2 separate regions of the Homo sapiens genome follow, and region 2 is linked to region 1. Evidence: chromatin loops called from intact Hi-C (ENCODE). Cell type or tissue: OCI-LY7. All regions are shown on one strand. Each heading gives the region's core, and the rest is flanking DNA. Links, peaks and the distances in the headings are about the cores only.

Evidence for each region. Hi-C counts contacts between places; a loop is a spot of excess contacts. Peaks named below come from ENCODE experiments on the same cell type or tissue, not always from the same donor. Only the 100,000 strongest peaks of a DNase experiment are listed, where the experiment ranks them.
Region 2: a loop joins it to region 1, with 2.8 times the contacts of the local background. A loop is called at or near these places in 2 of 110 quality-filtered maps.

What each region holds. Positions count from the first base shown.
Region 1 is chr4:152,548,360-152,557,191 of GRCh38, forward strand. It overlaps the pseudogene RPS3AP18. Among named protein-coding and RNA genes, the nearest start is that of MIR4453, 16 kb to the left of the region's middle. RefSeq lists enhancers at 3,842-4,051, 6,286-6,435. In OCI-LY7, for the core only: no CTCF peak of the experiment used is centred there; DNase peaks (open chromatin) are centred at 2,508, 4,002, 6,052, 7,812 and 1 weaker place; H3K4me3 peaks cover 3,058 bases; H3K27ac peaks cover 4,363 bases.
Region 2 is chr4:152,662,694-152,671,525 of GRCh38, forward strand. The region is part of intron 1 of TMEM154 (transmembrane protein 154); the gene reads right to left. Among named protein-coding and RNA genes, the nearest start is that of TMEM154, 13 kb to the right of the region's middle. RefSeq lists enhancers at 901-970, 1,061-1,140 and a silencer at 3,236-3,295. In OCI-LY7, for the core only: CTCF peaks have their summits at 4,409 and 4,608; DNase peaks (open chromatin) are centred at 628, 3,188, 3,538, 4,478 and 3 weaker places; H3K4me3 peaks cover 7,660 bases; H3K27ac peaks cover 7,565 bases.

The DNA of each region.
Region 1 (8,832 bases), core at 170-8,169:
TTTATGACTCCTTTCAAAGTGAGAAACTGGACTCCCATGAGCCTTAATATATTTATTTGTTTGATCCATCCCCTGGTACATTAACCAAACTCGCATTACTGCCACTGCTCCCTCCCCAGTGTCGCTGTCCTCCTCAGTCTGTGCCCTGACCCTTGTGCCAGGCCATCCCCACATGTAGACACTCCCTTCACTCGACTTGTGCTCTGGTAGCTCACCCAGGACACCCCACAGTGTGGATGCCCTCTTTACCTTGCTTGAGATCTGGTACCCTGGGTCAGGTCACCCTACTGCATGGATCTCTACTCCCCTGCTCAGGCTCTGCCACCATATAGCAGTCTGTCCTCCACTCATAAGCCCTCCTTGTCCTGCTATGGAACTCACACCACCCAGATCCTTCCCCAGTGGGATATCCCTCAATATCAGTGTGTTTGTATTTAGCAGGAACATCACTAAAGTGATGCCATGGACACCCTCCTTACCTCGCTTTAAGCACAAAAATTTTATTTAAGTCACACTTAAGTTTGAACTATTATATTACTCATTACTAACAATACAAACTGAGGTTTTCAGTGTAAAAGAAAGTTTGGCAGAGGCAACTGGAAAAATAGTTATCCAATGATATTTTTATTCATTTAAATTGAGTTGATACTAACCAATATTTATTGACTAATAATAAAAAGAGAAGTCAAAATTTTAAATGTAAACTCTTGGCTATAAACCTGTATTTCCACTTCTTCCTAAAACCCCCTAAGATAACAGTAAAGGAATGAAAATGGTACAAAAAAATACAAAGAGAACAGAAGACATGATGGCAGCAGAAAAGAATTGTCAGGAAATTCTAGAAGATAGAAAGTACTTGAACAAGGAATGACTGACTTAGAGAAAAAAAAGCTAAAACCTATGTTCCTGCACCAGTGTCCAGCACTAACAGGCTGATCCTTGATGCAGAACCCCAGAAAAATGACAGAAATTGAAGTCACTAATTGCCTCTCAAGACACAGGGTAAAGCAGAAAGCAGGCTTTCTCTTAAGCATGAATGAGCAACTAAGGATCACCACATGTTTGAGGAAAGTCTAACGTAAAAGTTAAAAAGAAAATTAACCTGGAGAAAACTAAGACAAAATGGAAGTAAAAGTTATCAATATTGTGATAAAAGTATATTAAAATGAAGGGAGGGGGACAATGGGGGTATGCATGAGTTTTAAGATCATTAAAGACTCATCTTTAATTTTAGGAAATTAATAGGTGATGTCTTGATTTCAAAAATTATGACACATATGTATATGCATGTTAGTTAGATGCAAATACTAAAGGAAAAAACACCTAAAAGAGTGGAAAATGGTTGCTCTAAGGAAGCCATGGCAAATGAAGGGAAAGACAGGTGATACTTGGTTTTCTTTACTGTAAGAAAGTCTTATTTTCCCCTGTATTACTTTGATTAAAATAATTTAATTTAAAAAATCAAGTTCATACAGATTGATGCATCTTGATATAGCACAGTTTGACAAGAAGGAGACTGTAGTGGAAACAACGAGAATTTGGCACCTAGATTCAAATACCAATTCTGCCCATTTACTGTTCATGTAACTGTACAACAACCCTTGAGATTCAGTTTAGACATTTGTAAATTGGGGATAATTATACTTGCCCTACTGTATTAGCTTCCCAGGGCTGTTGTAACAAAATACCATGGGCTAAGTGGTTTAAAACAACAGAAATTTATTGTCTTACAGTTCTGGAGGCTGGAAGTCCAAGATCAAGGTGCTGGAAGGTTTGGTTTCTCTGAGGTCTCTCTCCTTGGCTTGCAGATGTCCACCTTCTCCCTGTCTTGAAATGGCCCTTAGTGTATATGTGTGTGCATTCCTGTTTCTTCCCTTTATAAAGATATCAGTCATCTTGGATTAGCCCCACCCCACGGCCTCATTTTAACTTAATCACCTCTTTACAGACCTTATCACTATATACAGTTACATTTTGAACAACTGGGGGTTAGCACTTCAACATATTAATTTTAGGAGAATTCAATTCAGCCCCTAACACCTACCTATTACATTCACTAATTCGCTTAGATTTATTGGTCTCCTTCCATGTTCCAACCTGTGCTAGGCACTGAGGATTGAAATTGAGAATCAGATGAGATAATGACATTTTGAAAACTGACTTAAAATACCAAAAAAAAAAAAAAAACCCACACATTAAAGTATAGCCCACCCACATAATGCTTTGCTTGCAGGAAATCATTAAATTGAATGAAGTTAAATGACGAAAATGAAAGCTTTCTAAAAGGGGGAAAAAATGGGAAGCATGGACAAAGTTATAGAATAGCAACTATTATTTTTAAGCGCCTGATAGGTGCCAGGCACTGACTATAAAACTTATGTAAATTGTCTCATTTAATCCTTACTATGACCCTGCTGGGTAACTATTACCAAAACCATTTTACTGGTGAGAAACCTATTACTAAGAGACTGTAACATCCCGGAAGTTATACAGCTTTGTGGCTTGAATTTGGATCTACTTAATGCCAAAGGAACTCATGTTCCTTTTACTACTCTCTACTGTGAGTCAAAAACATAGAGAACTATGGTTAGGCTCTACTTCTTACATTATTTTTTGTTAAATATTAAGTATGTTCAAAAAACCATTATTCATGTGTATGGAGAATAATAATAAACTGAACACCTGTGTACTCACCAGCTGGCTTGAGAAAGAGAATATTGCCAGTACCTTAGCAGTCCCTGCATACATCTCTCTAGCCCCATTTTCTTCCCTTTTTTCCCAGAAGTAACCATTATTCTAGTTTTGTGCTCACCCACCTGTGATACACACACACACACACACACACACACAAATTTTCATTTTCCATGTTTTTTTTCACAAATAGGACTTTTTATTTGCCATTTTAAATGTCTGAGTGTTAAACACACTCTTGGACTGGTGGTTCATATCCATCAGCTCATTCAACTTTAGAACCTGTCTCTTCTCCAGTAGCTTTTCCAGAACTGCTACCTTCGCCATGAAGCTCCATGAGATTTCCCAATTCAAACTTGGTCTTCTTCAGCATTTTTACTTTTCTAATGAAGACATCATTGAGAGAATAAATAGATTGGTAAGCCTTATCTATGTCTTTTCCAATGCTGTCTGGAATCAATTTATTGACCACTTCTTTCAAGTCATTTCTCTGTACCTCTCGGGTCATGATTTCCATCATCTTCTTCCAGATTTGGCAGACCTGTTTGTGCTGAGCATAAGAGGTCTTCCATATCTGATTGTTATGTTTTTTAGTAAAAGCAGTACAGAATAGACAAAGCAAGTAACCGTCAGTAGTCTTGACATCAACATGAGCTTCAATCATGTCTGCCATTTTTTGACCATGGAACACATTCTGCCACAGGTAAGATCCATGCTATGGAAGTTAGGCAGTTTTTCCTGGACACCTTAAGTAATCAGCTTGAATTTTCTAAATGCAACTTCATAATTTTGCAGATCAGCAAGACTCATTTCAAACACACGACCCTTGAGGCCATCTGATGCAATTTTGGTTCCTTCAGTGCTGGTGACTAGTGTCTTTCCAATATTTCTTATGTTGAACATAGCAGGTGCTTTCACATCATACCAGTCTTTCTTAGAAACTAGATCAACTAGGCCGGGCATGGTGGCTCATGCCTGTAATCCCAGCACTTTGGGAGGCCAAGGTGGGTGGATCACGAGGTCAAGAGATCGAGACCATCTAGGCCAACGTGGTGAAACCCCGTCTCTACTAAAAATACAAAAATTAGCTGGGCATGGTGGCGCTCACCTGTAGTCTCAGCTACTCGGGAGGCTGAGGCAGGAGAATCGCTTGAACCCGGAGGGCAGAGGTTGCAGTGTGCCAAGATCACGCCACTGTACTCCAGCCTGGTGACAGAGCAAGACTGCGTCTCAAAAATAAAAAAAAAGAAAATAGATCAACCACTTTCTTCTTGGTTCCCCTTTTGCTGCCTTTCGTGAGGCACTTGTTCTTGCTGCTCAGAGAGCCAAAAGGCATTTTGCATATTTTCAAAATCTGAATGACTCATGTGTTCTGCTGGGATTCACTTGTTTCCTACTCAATATTAGGTTCCTAACTTATTCAGGCTGATACACGTAACCATAATTATATTGCCAGGGCCTCTGATGGTCTAGTACCACCAACCTGGCCGCTAGAATTCTGTTATTCCCATTTACTCTGGGGCATTTCTTACCATCAATCTTGATCTAGAGGACAAGCAGTTCTGAGCTTCTCAGAATATACTAGCATATTGCTTATCACTTTAATAAGGGAGTGTCCTCTAGGACCTCCCAGGGAACATTGTTGGCTGGTGGGTTCTCTGGTGTTACATAGTAAATGCATTCTTGGCCAGGTGCCGTGGTTCACACCAGTAATCCCAGCTGAGGGATTGGGATTTGGGAGGCTGAGGTGGGTAGATTGCTTGAGCCCAGAAGTTCAAGACCAGTCTGAGCAACATGGCAAAACCCCATTTCTACAAAAAATACAAAACTTAGCTGGGCACGGTAGTGCATGCCTGTAGTCCCAACTGCTCAGAGGGCTGAGGTGGGAGGATCGCTTGAGCCCAGCAAGTCAAGACTGCAGTGAGCTGAGATTGTGCCACTGCACTCCAGCCTGGGTGACAGAGTGAAACCGTGTCTCAAAAAAAAAAAATGCATTCTTACTTCTAATCTCTTTGAACTTGCTGACCTCTTCTTCATCTCTCTTCTAAGAAGTTCCAGCATCTCCATCTGATCATTATTTTCAAGTTTCAAGGAGCTGTTTCTGCAATGTATTAGGTACAGTTCTGGGCATTCTACCAGGATAGTGAGTCCCGTGTCACTGAATAATACACCTGTATTAACAAACTGTCCACTATTCAGTCTTATATTCTGCCCTCCCTGATTTGGCACCTTTAAGATTCATTTCCAGGAGAGTTCTCCCACTTCCTGCTAGTACCTATTTGCCAGGTTTTGCAGTGCTTTTGGTGAATAACCCCTTTCTTCACATAACAGTATTTCCTCGCTTGGCTCATAATAAGATTTCTCATTATTGGTCTAGAAGAAATGAAGAGAGGTAGGGATGGATCTTAGAGACAAGCATCATCCTGCAAGGCATTTGCCCTTGCTACGTGAGGCCTTGGCATAGTCTCCGAGCACCAGAAGTCTGATTTCTCCTAGCAAGGAGAAAGGCTCCAGAGTATTCTCACTCTCAGTTTTAAGAGGAATCTGGGGTTTTAAGGTCCTTGAGCCCATCTACCCAAATATCTCCATCGGAACTCTCAGGGCCCCTCTCCTTTTTCAGGTCCCTTGCTTTAGCATTAGAAATTTGGGGGCTGGGCACAGTGGCTCATACCTGTAATCCAAACACTTTAGGAGGCTGAGGTGGGTGGACTGCTTGAGCCAGGAGTTGGAGACTAGCTTGGGAAACATGGTGAAACCTCGTCTCTATGAAAAAAAAAAAAAATCAGCTGAGCATGGTGGTGCATGCCTATAGTCCCAGCTACTTGGAGGCCTGAGGTGAGAGTAGATAGATCACTTGAGCCCAGGAGGTTGAGGCTGCAGTGAGGCATGTTCGCACCACTGCTCTCCAGCCTAGGTGGCAAAGTGAGACCCTGAAAAAAAAGAAAGAAAGAAAGAAAGAAAGAAAGAAAGAAAGAAAGAAAGAAAGAAAGAGAAAGAAAGAGAGCGAGAGAGAGAGAGAGAAAGAAAGAAAGAAAGAGAAAGAAAGAAAAAGAAAGAAAGAAGGAAAGAAAGAAGAAAAGAAAGAGAAAGAAAGAAAGCTGGTGGGCTGTGAACTCAGTCTCCTTTTTAGCTCTGTTGTATTTAAGATCAAACTTGGGGTCTTATTCTTCAGCTCATTCTACCCTCTGTCTACAGATGAGACTCCCTTTAAATGATGCCATGAAAGATTTCTGGCTTTTAACCCATGCTCTAAGTCAATGATTACCTCACCTGAGCCTGCTATTTCCTTCCTTTGTGGCTTCTCTAGCAGTTAACAACAAGCAACCAGCTCCACAGTTCTCATAATTATCATTGTCCCTGTATCTTTCAGTTCAAGAGCTACTCTATCAGCCAGTGCATTTCCCCGCCACCTACACACTACCGCAGTTAATCACAGGCAAGACTCTTAGTAATAGTGATGCTATAGCACTCCAGAGATCATCACTGCCCCACTTACTAACAGTGATGGGGTTTTTGTTGACCTGCTCTTTGTTGGCCAGCAAGTGACCCAATGCTAGAATCTCATTCTGAGGGTCTTCTGCCTTGGGCCATTCCTAAGACTTCCTGACTTAGGCTAGGTTCCTCCAAAACTAAGGATTTGAGTACAAGTGGTATGTTTGAAGTGTAAAATGTACCAGGAAGAACTAGTAGAGTAGTGAAGACTTGAGCCAGCAAAGGAAAGAGGCCAGCAGAATATTTAATCGCCAAGTTACCCACTGAGAACAATTGGGGCTCAGTCCCACCAAAAACCTCTGGGAGATGTGGAATACACATCAAAATTTTCCCACCCAGCGGGGGGCAGGAAAGCTGGGGTGTTTGTCTTTCAACTCCCATTTGCCCTTGGGTAAGAGCTGTTCCCCCAGCATGGACCTGCCACAGAGACAGAAAGAAGCCCTTGGGCCACAGGCAGAGAGTCACAGATGCTTCCAGTAACACTGGCTTATACTAGATCATCCCAAAGGACCTGGGGGATGTGGGCAGGGCACTGATGGCTGTCAGCTATACATGTTCCAATGACTTCCTGTCTAAAATAGCTTCATCACCTTTCCTCATCATTGCCCGTCCTCTTCAGCTGCTTTCTTTTACTTCTACCTGTCATTCTATTATATTTCTATTTCTTTTCTTTGTCTTTCTTTCTCTCTTTTTTTTTTTTTTTTTTTCTGAGACAGGGTCTGGCGCTGTTGCCCAGGCTGGAGCGCAGTGCAGTGGTGTGATCTTGGCTCACTGCAACATCTGCTTCCTGAGCTCAAGCAATCCTCCCACCTCAGCCTCCTGAGTAGCTGGAACCACAGGTGCGCACCACCATGCCTGGCTAATTTTTTGTATTTGTGGTAGAGACAAGGTTTCACCATGTTGCCCAGGCTGGTCTCAAACTCCTGACCTCAAGTAATCCACTTGCCTTGGCCTCCCAAAGAGCTGGGATTATAGGCGTGAGCCACCGCGCCTAGCCAATATTTATATTTATTTTCTTATCTGTCTCTCCACTTCCACTAGAATATAGGCCAGGGACTTCATCTGATTTATTTGCCACTATAATACATCCTTATACCCAGAACAGTGCCTAAGACATAGTATGGACACAAAAAAAATTTAGAACGAATGAGTGAATGAAAAAAAGTGATATTTGCAATATAGTTTGAAAACAGCCTCTGTGACTAGGAAGTTAGGAAGGAGAAGGAAATTATTAGAATTTGAGAAGAGAGGTTAATTGAGTGGAGCCATAAGAAGCAAATATGAATTTGTCAAGGGAATCAAACATGAAAAAGTTGTTCCATTCAAAAACTTTTCGGTTTCAATTGCCTAAGAAGAAAACAGCTAATGCATCGAGAAGAAATAACAGAATGTTTAAAATCAATCCTTTTTTAAAACAAACAAACAAACAAACAAACAATGGAATAATCAATTTAGGCAAGGATTACCAATGGACACTAAAACTGTTAGGAAAAAGTAAATGCCAAACAAGATATTCACTTGTGGTTAAAGCACAGCACACAGATTGCTTGCTAATTGCTAAGGAAAAAATATACCTTCATAGGAAAGAGATCTAGCAATCACCACCTTAAACACACAGTCAAATTTAGCATCACCCAGTGAAACAGCCTATTTACCTCCTCATGTGATACAATACGAAGGACCCAGCATGATCTAGGAAGTATTCTTGCCAAAAATAAATCAAGCCTTTAGGCCTAACTTCCAAAACATAGAGGTGTAAGTTAAACACCATCACAAGGAAATAATTAGACAAATCTTTTTGGTCTGGATTTTTTCACTTAGCGTAATTATTTTGAGTTGGTTTCTTTCCCTCCTGTATCAACGATTGTTTTTTTTTTAATTGCTGAGTTCCATTGTGTGGGTCTATCACAATTTGTTTTTCTGTTCACCTGTTGATGGATATTTGAGTTGTTTCCAGTTTGGGGCTATTACAAATAAAGCTACTAGGAACATTTGTGGACTCATGTTTGTTTCGACTTTCGCTTTCGTTTTTCTTGAGAGAAAAACCTAAGGGTTGAATGGCTGCATAAGTATTCATATACATTTACATTTGGCAGGTATGTATGTAATTTGTAAAGAAATGGTTCAACCATTCTTCAGAGTGTCATTTTACATGCCCACCAGCAGTACATGAGAATTCCACATTCTCATCAATGCTTAGTTTGGTCAGTCTTTTTACTATTATCCATTCTATCAGGCGTGTGATGGTATCTCCCTGTGGTTTTAATTTGTATTTTAATTTTATGAAGCCCAATTGATTGATTTTCTTTCTTTTATAGTCCAAGCTTTTTGTGTTATATTTAAGAAATCTTTGTCAAACCCCCAGTCACTGAGATTTTTCCCTCTGTTTTCTTCTAGAAATTTTATAGGTTTTTTTGTTTGTGTGTTTGTTTTGAGACACAGTCTTGCTCTGTCGCCCACGCTGGAGTGCAGTGGTACGATGTCAGCTCACTGCAACCTCTGCCTCTGAAGTTCAAGGGATTCTCCTGGCTCAGCCTCATGAGTAGCTGGGATTACAGGCATGAGCCACCAGGCCCAGCTAATTTTTTGTATTTTTAGCTTTTGCATGTAGGCCCTATGATCAAATTTAAGTTACTTTTTGCATATGAT
Region 2 (8,832 bases), core at 220-8,219, 110 kb after region 1:
CTGTGTTTAAAGAAACACTGACTAAGGCCCATAATCGTCCATGGAGATTTCCTGCGGGCGGCATCCTGGGCTTCTTGGGTGAAAGTGACCTTTTACAACTTTGGGAGTCCAGCCACTGTGGAGGAAGGCAGAACTCTCTTTCAGGAAATAAGTCTGGAGGTGAACCCTCCAGAACACACAGGGGTACTTCCCTGTGCTGCGCTCCAGGACTCCAAGGACATAACCATAGCATCGTGGAAGGAAGACAGGATTTGAATTCAGAAGAGCTAGGCTTGAGACTGGCTGCTGCCCTCTGCACCCTTGGGGCCTGGGAAGAATTCCCTCCCTCTCTAATTCTCCATTTCCTAAAAGCCAAAAAAGTAGGCCTTCTGCTCTGTCTAGCCCATAGTGTTCATATGAAAGTAAATGAAATAAGAACTGTTAAAATGCTTTAGGAGCCATAAAGCACCATACACGGGCCAGGTATTTGTGTCTTTGTTATTTTCTTCATCCATCACCTGTTCTCTTTCCCCCATCTCTGTACTTGCCTGTTTCTCTGCTGTTCCCCAGAAGGTTAATCTGCCTGGTATAACTTCCTCATTTTACTGCTACTTTACTTCCTTATCTAAATTTGGGCATATTTCAGGGTAAAAGAGGTGGGGCTAGAGGTAAAACTAGCAAAGCTACAGAAGACAGAAATAGGACACAGGGTTAGAGGGCAAAGAGAGAGGCATTAACAAGCAAAAGAATAGAAAAGAAGAAATAAGGAACACAACAGGTTAGAAGCAGAAAGGTGTGTGAAGGTCAGTCTTGCGTGGCTTCATGCCCTGCATGGGACCAAACTCCCAGATCACTGGGTGTGAGGGCCGAGGCTGGTAGCCTCATAAGCTGCAGATTTGGCAGAAGCCCCTGCTGTTAGGTGGCCAAGTCACAGTCATCTCAAGTGACCGCAACACAAACTCTCCCAGGAAGTCTCTCTCCGTTTCACCAGTTCTCTTTCTCTCTGGTCAGATAATGTAGCATTTTAAAGAGATAATGGAAGTGGTCAGTCATGTGAATGATGAAACTAAGCTGCAATACTTCACTTTATTGTTTATCCAAAAATCTTAAGATCACTTGATAATAAACTGCACAGTGTACAGAGTCACTTACAAATACTTATTGACAATATTCACGCAGACACATCTGGGATTCATCTTTCACACATCTGGTGAGGATGTATGGGGAAATCCTTGTAAATGGGAAGAAATGTTTGAGGTAACGCCTGGCAGCCCCAACAGCTGGGCAGCACAGTGTCCCCATTATCCCTGCTCAGGGCATTATCACTAAATGGAAATGACTCTGCTTCTCCAGGAAGCAAACTAGCTAACTTCTCTTTTTCTGAAAGTGAAACAAATGTGCAACCAACACATACGTGCACTGTTTACAATAGCAAAGACATGGAACCAACCCAAATGCCCATCAATGATAGACTGGATAAAGAAAATGTGGTACATATACACCGTGGAATACTATGCAACCATAAAAAAGAATGAGATCAGGCCCTTTGCAAGGACATGGATGAAACTGGAAGCCATCATTCGCAGCAAACTAACACAGGAACAGAAAACCAAACACCACATGTTCTCACTCATAAGTGGGAGTTGAACAATGACAATACATGGACACAGGGAGGGGAACAACACACACTGGGGCCTGTCGTGGCGGGGGGGTACAAGGGGAGGGAGAGCATTAGGACAAATACCTAATACATGCAGGGCTTAAAACCTATATGATGGGTTGATAGGTGTAGCAAACCGCCATGGCACACATATACCTATGTAACAAACCTGCACACTGGAATTTAAAGTAAAATTTTTTTAAAGCTTAATTAATAAACACAAAAATATGTTATAAAACTGCAACCAAGCTCTAGCTTTTAAAGTTAGAAGAAGAAAGTATTATAAACTTACTGAAAGACTGTCACATTAGTAATACAATGTGAAATAAAACAATGACAAGAGAATGCTACTAAACTCAGGATGTCATGAAGTATGTTGGACCACAGTCAGATGCCCCATTCTTTCATTTGTCAATTATGTGAACTCCATGTGCAAATTATTTAAACAATTTTATAGTTAAGATGGTAAAATGAAAGAAAACATGTCAGATGTCAAGCCCTCAAACTCTTCCCTGCGTTGTGGAGTAACTGACATGTTTGAATTTCAGGATGATCAAGAAATCACACCCAAAAGCCTGACTCCTTTTCATTCTCCTGTATATAATGAAGAGCCTGATTAGCATTAGAAGAAGGAGAGAAAAACAAACCAGGAAGTCTTCCAGTGGTTCTCAGCCTAGTCTGCCCATAGAATCACTGAGGCATCTTTCAATAACCTGATGCCCACACCATACCCCAAACTCAGTTACATCAAAATACCTGAGGGTGCAGCTTCTAGGGAGAACGAAGCAGGAGGATCACTTGAGTCCAGTCCAAGGCTGAATGAGCTATGATCACACCAGTGCACTCTAGCCTGGGTAATCGAGCAAGACCCTGTTCTAAATATCGATCAATCTAAATATTTAGGGGTAGAACCCAGGTCTCAATAATTTTTACAGTTCTCCTTGTGGCTCCAGGACGCAGCTGAAGTTGTGTCTCACTTCTCTAGACCCTGCCCACTTCTGGCCTCCCCTGAGCCACACCAGATCATTCCCTGTCTTGTTCTCTATGGTCCTCGGTGAATTTGAGAAAAATTAGAGGTCAAGGAGTTGGATGCCAAAGGCTTGCCTAGCAGCTGCCAACTCTATCACCAGAATACAATAGCTTAAAAATCATCACTGAAGTCTCAAGAACCTGGAAGAGTCTAGCTAGGATATGAGAGAGGGCTGTGACAATCACACCTTCCTGAATAAGCCTGAATTAGAGAGATGCATGCCAGGGTTTAAACCCTGCATATCCAGAAAATGTTATGGCTAATAGAAGAGCTATCAGCAATAGCTTTAATTGGTGCTTTAAGACAGCGGTCCTCAAACCTTAGTGTGTATTGGAAACACCTACAGCCCTTCTTAAAACACAGATTGTTGGGCGTAGTCTTACAGTTTCTGATGTAATAGGTCTGGGAGGGGGCCCAAGAATTTGCTTTTTTTTTTTTTTTTTGAGACAGGGTCTCACTTGGTTGCCCAGCCTGGAGTGCAGTGGTATGAACATGGCTCACTGCAGCCTTGCACTCCTGGGCTCAAGCAAACCTCCCACCTCAGCCCACCAAGTAGGTGGGACTACAGACGTGCGCCACCACGCCTGACTAATTTTTGCATTTTCTGTAGAAACAGGGAGTCTCACTTTGTTACCCAGGCTGGTCTCCAACTACTGGGCTCAAGCGATCCTGCTTCAGCCTCCCAAAGTGCCAGGATTACAGGCATGAGCCACCAAGTCCTACCAGAATTTGCATTTTCAACAAGTAATCAGGTTGTGCTGATGCTGCTGGTCTGCAGGGCATACTGGTTGAAGTTGCTCAAACAATCTCATTTAGTTGTGGCTAATTATCAGTCACACCTGTTGTTGTTCTCCACATTTGCTGTGCATCAGCGTCACCTGGGAAGTTTTCAAGCCCTAACCAAATTAGTTATTTGAGACTATCTGGGGGCGTGGCCTGGGTAACAGTATTTCTTAAAAGCTCCCCAAATAACTCTAGTAAGTATGTATGTTAGGTTGAGAATGACTGAGTTAAATAATAACTGAGTGGACTTTATTTTAATTTGCCATTGTTCGTGAAGACAGTCATTAGTTTTAAATGTGATTAGACAACCCTCCACAGAAGCCTTTGGGAACAAAATTAAATTTTGTAGAGACAGGGAGTCTCACTTTGTTACCCAGGCTGGTCTCAAATTACTGGGCTCAAGCAATCCTCCTGCTTCAGCCTCTCAAAGTGCCAGGATTACAGGTATGAGCCACCAAGTCCTACCAGAATTTGCATTTTGGAGTATGCACCATTAAACAGTTTAACTCTTCAGTTGATCTCTTTTTAAAAATCAATTGTTCAGCATCTGTGGAATCTGATTGTGATGTGGTCAGGGACAGAATGGGACTAAAATGAGAATAACCATGCCAGACTCTTCAGGACACAACCTGGCTATGGGAGGCTGATTGTGTTTGCATGGAGACACTAACTCCAAGTGGATGGATGACACCACTGGGACACTGTTGCTCATGGACCACAGACAGTGGCGCTGGGACACCAATGCTCAGACTATAGATGGTGGTGATGGGACACCATTGCTCATGGACTGCAGACAGTGCTACGAGGACACCGATGCTCATGGACTACAGATGCTGCTCTGAAGTGCTCTGCACTTTACTTTTCTCTAGTTCATTTCCAAACGGTACTAACTTATTATTTATTATCTGGAATTACTTCATTTGTGTACTTCTCTGCCATCTGTCTCCTTCACTGTTTTGTACGTATCCCCAGCACCTGCAACCCCATCTGCTGTGTGTGGAAGGAATGACTGAAGGAAATGTCCAATAGGCCTGGTGGGCCTGTGGTGAAATTGCCAGTCACGCTCTCACCTTTTTCTCCAGAGTCTGATCTCCTCCTTCCCCTAACAACTTCCTTTCTGTCATACATACACGGTGTATCTCTAGTCACAAAGAAAGACAAATCTAAAGTGGTTTTCCTTCAAAAAGCTATCTAAATTTTTCGAACATACAAGGGAATGGAGGAATTGCTTAATAACAACTTATGCATCCTAAATAATGAGACTTCATGTTTATAGTTTTTTTTTTGTCAGGAGCAATGAGGGTGGTTCATGCATTTGCCCCCACGTAAAGGTCAGGTGACTTGATTCTCTCTGGGAGCAGGACTCGAGAAGAGGAGGGATTGCTGTTTTCTTATAAGCTCAGTTGTTCTACATATTTGCCAATTTTATTAAGTGAAAGCCTTCACCTAATATGTTTTTTCTGACTAATTTACTTGAAGAAGTTATGGACAGAGTAAATAGGTGGTTGAACAGATACAAGGCAGAAGCATTGAAGATTAATGGCAGCTTGTAAGTGCAGAAAGGTATTTGAGATCATCAAGCAATGCCTGTGTTTTGTACACTTTTTCTCTTCAGCCACCAGATAACTAGAGGTGATGATGCCTTGCATCGAAAGAACATAAAGAAAGGATTCTTTTTTCTGGTTTTGAGGAGGTTGTCTGGTAAAACACTTTCAGCCAGTAGTCTGCTCTGGGAAATTACTCGTTAGGGTTTGTTGTATTTTTACCTCCTTGAATTGAGAAGCACACCTGCAACTGTAATTTACTATCAGATTAAAACATGTTTCACAGTGGGGAGACCCACAATGTTCCAATGTCTTTTTCATTTGAAACTTTTATTTTGATGTCTTTTTAAGAGGAAGCTTGCTCACATTTAATCAGATTTGCTCAGGCCCCAAGGCTGTTTCTGGTTTGAAGTCACTCACTTGGGGAAGCTGCATTTTTGACCGCCTGACTACCTTTTTATACACTGGAATCCTACAGTAACCTGTAGCACCTGGCAGTTTTAAAGAATGCGTATTTTTAGGAGACAGAACACAAATATATTTTAAAACCTTCAAAAAGTTCTTCGTACCATCAATGAGATAAGCAACATGAAAGTGCTTTGAAATGAAAAAAAAAAAAGGATTATTAAATGATCGTTATTGCCAAACTGAATACTTTCCCAATTTTACTATATTTCTACTTATTTTATTATATTTCTTCTTTTCAAGGGCCAATTTCAAAATTATAATTGAAAAGAGTAACTTGAAAACAGATACTCCCAGCCATGCCCTTGCCTCAAGACATCTGCCGTCTCCCTGGCCTCTGAGGCAGGGTGGGAAGACACCGCCACCCCATTCCATAGGTGAAGAGCTCTTTCATGGGGTACATGCGCATCCCACTCCTTGCTCGGCTCAGCACAAGCTCAGCATTGCCAGAGAGAAAAACTGGAAGACAGAGACAAACAAAACAACAACTGGTAGGTGGGTGCTTGTGATAAGTTAAAGATAGGAAACCAGGGAACGCTGTGGGCTGCCACCCCAGGGGCTTGGTCGCCACCAAGAGTGAAGGAGGAACAACAGGGAGAGGATATGCACCAGAGTCCCCATCGCCAGCCTAAGCAGGAGCACAGGAGCAACAGCGTTTGATGCTTTCCTACAAGAGGCTGAAGAAGGAAACAAGTTGCTGAGGTTTTGAAGAATCGTGGGTCGCATTTCCTTGGATCAGCTAAGCCCCGAACAGATCCCTAAAGCAACTGGGCTTCTGGTCCTATTTCACCTTCAAAGAGAATCAATCCTACCCTTCCATCCTGAACAGTCTTCTAGGCTCAAGCACTCTGAATTTTCCTATCGTGGCTGGAGCTATCGATTTGGTGCTAGTCTCACTCTCTTTGTCAACCTCTCTTGTGCATTTATTAATACAAACTTATTATTTTTTCCTAACTTAGTTTTTAACGTGATTACATTCACAGATTTTTTAAAAGTTGATCTGCTCTTGAATTCCTGGTTTTATTCTATGTAATTATCAGTATTTTTTTTCAGAAATGGTCTCTTTTTATTTGAATGGTTGATCTAGGACTCAGCCTAAATATTATTCTAATACGTAGCTGTACATAACCAACATGTCTATGATGTTAGTGATGAACCAGAACCAACACAGAGATGGTCTTTGCCTGATAAAAGATAATCACAATCCGAAATAAAATTACTAGGTAAAATACAGGATGCCTAGTTAAATTTGAGTATCAGATAAACAATGAAACATTTTTAGTTACATGTCCCATGTAATATTTGTACTAAATACTTATACTAAATTGTAAAGGACATACTTATACTAAATTGTAAAGGACATCCTTATACTAAAGGAAAGCATTGCTTATCTGAAATTCACATTTAACTGGTTGTCCTATATTTTTATTTGTTAAATGTGGCAATCTTAATCATAAACAAATAAGCAAACAAGTATAAGTCTTAGAAAAGAATAAATCAATTTTTAAATGAATGCATTTAGTGTTGTCAGGGAATAATTACAATATGTCAGCAAACCTTGGCAACCATTGGAATCCCGTTTCTGAAAATTACAGTGTAGTGTGAAGTAGAAAATAACAACGATGGTTTTAACTCATATGAAACATAGAAAAAATTCAGAAACAAACTAGATTTATTGGTTTTAAGGAAAAGAAGCCAGAACAACTACCAGAATACTGTTCTGTTAGGTAACTCTTCTTTTAACCACCTTCTTTAATTACTCAGGAAATATTTCTGTGTTTTCCTCAACAACTGGAGTAGATTTTCCCATGAGTTTTATGTTACACAAAGTTTAGTTATTTTTAAAGTTATCAAATCAGCTCTTACTGGCTTGAAGTTAAGTATCCATGGAACTTGTATTTCCTTTGTTTTCCTTTCAAATGTCTCCCCAAAATGCTTGTAACTGTGTATCCTTTCTGTAAATAATTTTGCCACTTATTGTGTATTTTTCTGGGTCTGAACTTGTGTTCATATTTTCAGAAGGTGGGTAAAAATGTTTTCTCCGCAGCTACATAGTATTTTCTCCAGGAAGGCTGGCGGGGGCAGAGTGCAATAATTGTTTTGGTTTGAAGGGACAGAGGTGAACTGTTCATACATTAAAAGATTTGGGAGGCCGGGTGCGGTGGCTCACGCCTGTAATCTGTAATCCCAGCACTTTGGGAGGCCAAAGTGGGCGGATTACTTGAGGTCAGGAGTTTGAGACCAGCCTGGTCAACATGGTAAAACACCATCTCTACTGAAAATACAAAAAAATTAGCTGGGCTTGGTGGCAGGTGCCTGTAATCCCAGCTACTCGGGAGGCTGAGGCAGGAGAATCGCTTGAACCCGGGAGCCGGAGGTTGCAGGAGCAGAGATTGCACCACTACACTCCAGCCTGGGCAACAGAGTAAGACTCCATCTCAAAAAAATAAAAATAAAATAAAATAACTAAATAAATAAAAGATTTGGGATAGTTAGCTAATATTCTGGAATAAAATTATAAAACTGGGTTAACTAAAAATAACATTTATCCAAGTATTGATATATTTTGATTTTATTATTTAAATGATTACAATCTCCTCATATATACAAGTAAATCTTGGGGCATTTGATAAATTTCATGTTTATGCATTCATTGAGTCAGCCACTACACTTTTGTTGTGTGCCTATTAACGTGCAAGTGGCCATTCTAAGTGGCCATTTGGCAAGTGCAGGTGAATGAGACCAGCTTCTGCCTCCCAGGGAAGTGGCTGTTAAGTAGGGACGATGGCATGCAAATCGGTAATTATAATACAGATTAATAAAAGCCATCATGTGTTTGTATACAAAGTCTCATGAGTACATGGGAGAGGAAGACATTCATTGCATTCGGGGCTAAGGGGTACTCAGGTATTTGATGCAGGGGAATGGACCAGTCAGTTGAACCTTGGGAGTTCTTCAAGCAAAGAGGGAAGAGAAAGGCATTACAGTTGAGGGCACAGCATACAGAAAGACTCAGTGGCCCAACAGAGCTTGGCACACTCAAGTGGCTGTATTATAGGGCTCACGGTGGGAAGCAGGAAGTAGCAAATGTAAAGCAGGAAAGGAACTCAAGACCAGCTCATCATTAGCTTGTAATGATGCCAAGGGGATTGGACTCTATCTCAAGGAGATGAAGAACCACTGAGGGATGAGTACAGGAGGAAATGATTCCATTTTTATTGCAGAACCATCACTCTGGAGGTTATGTGAAAATGGGTTGGAGATGAGACTAGAGGCAAGAAGACTGGTTAAGAAGTTAAGAAAATAGCCTAGGCCGGGCGCGGTGGCTCACGCCTGTAATCCCAGCACTTTGGGAGGCCGAGGCGGGCAGA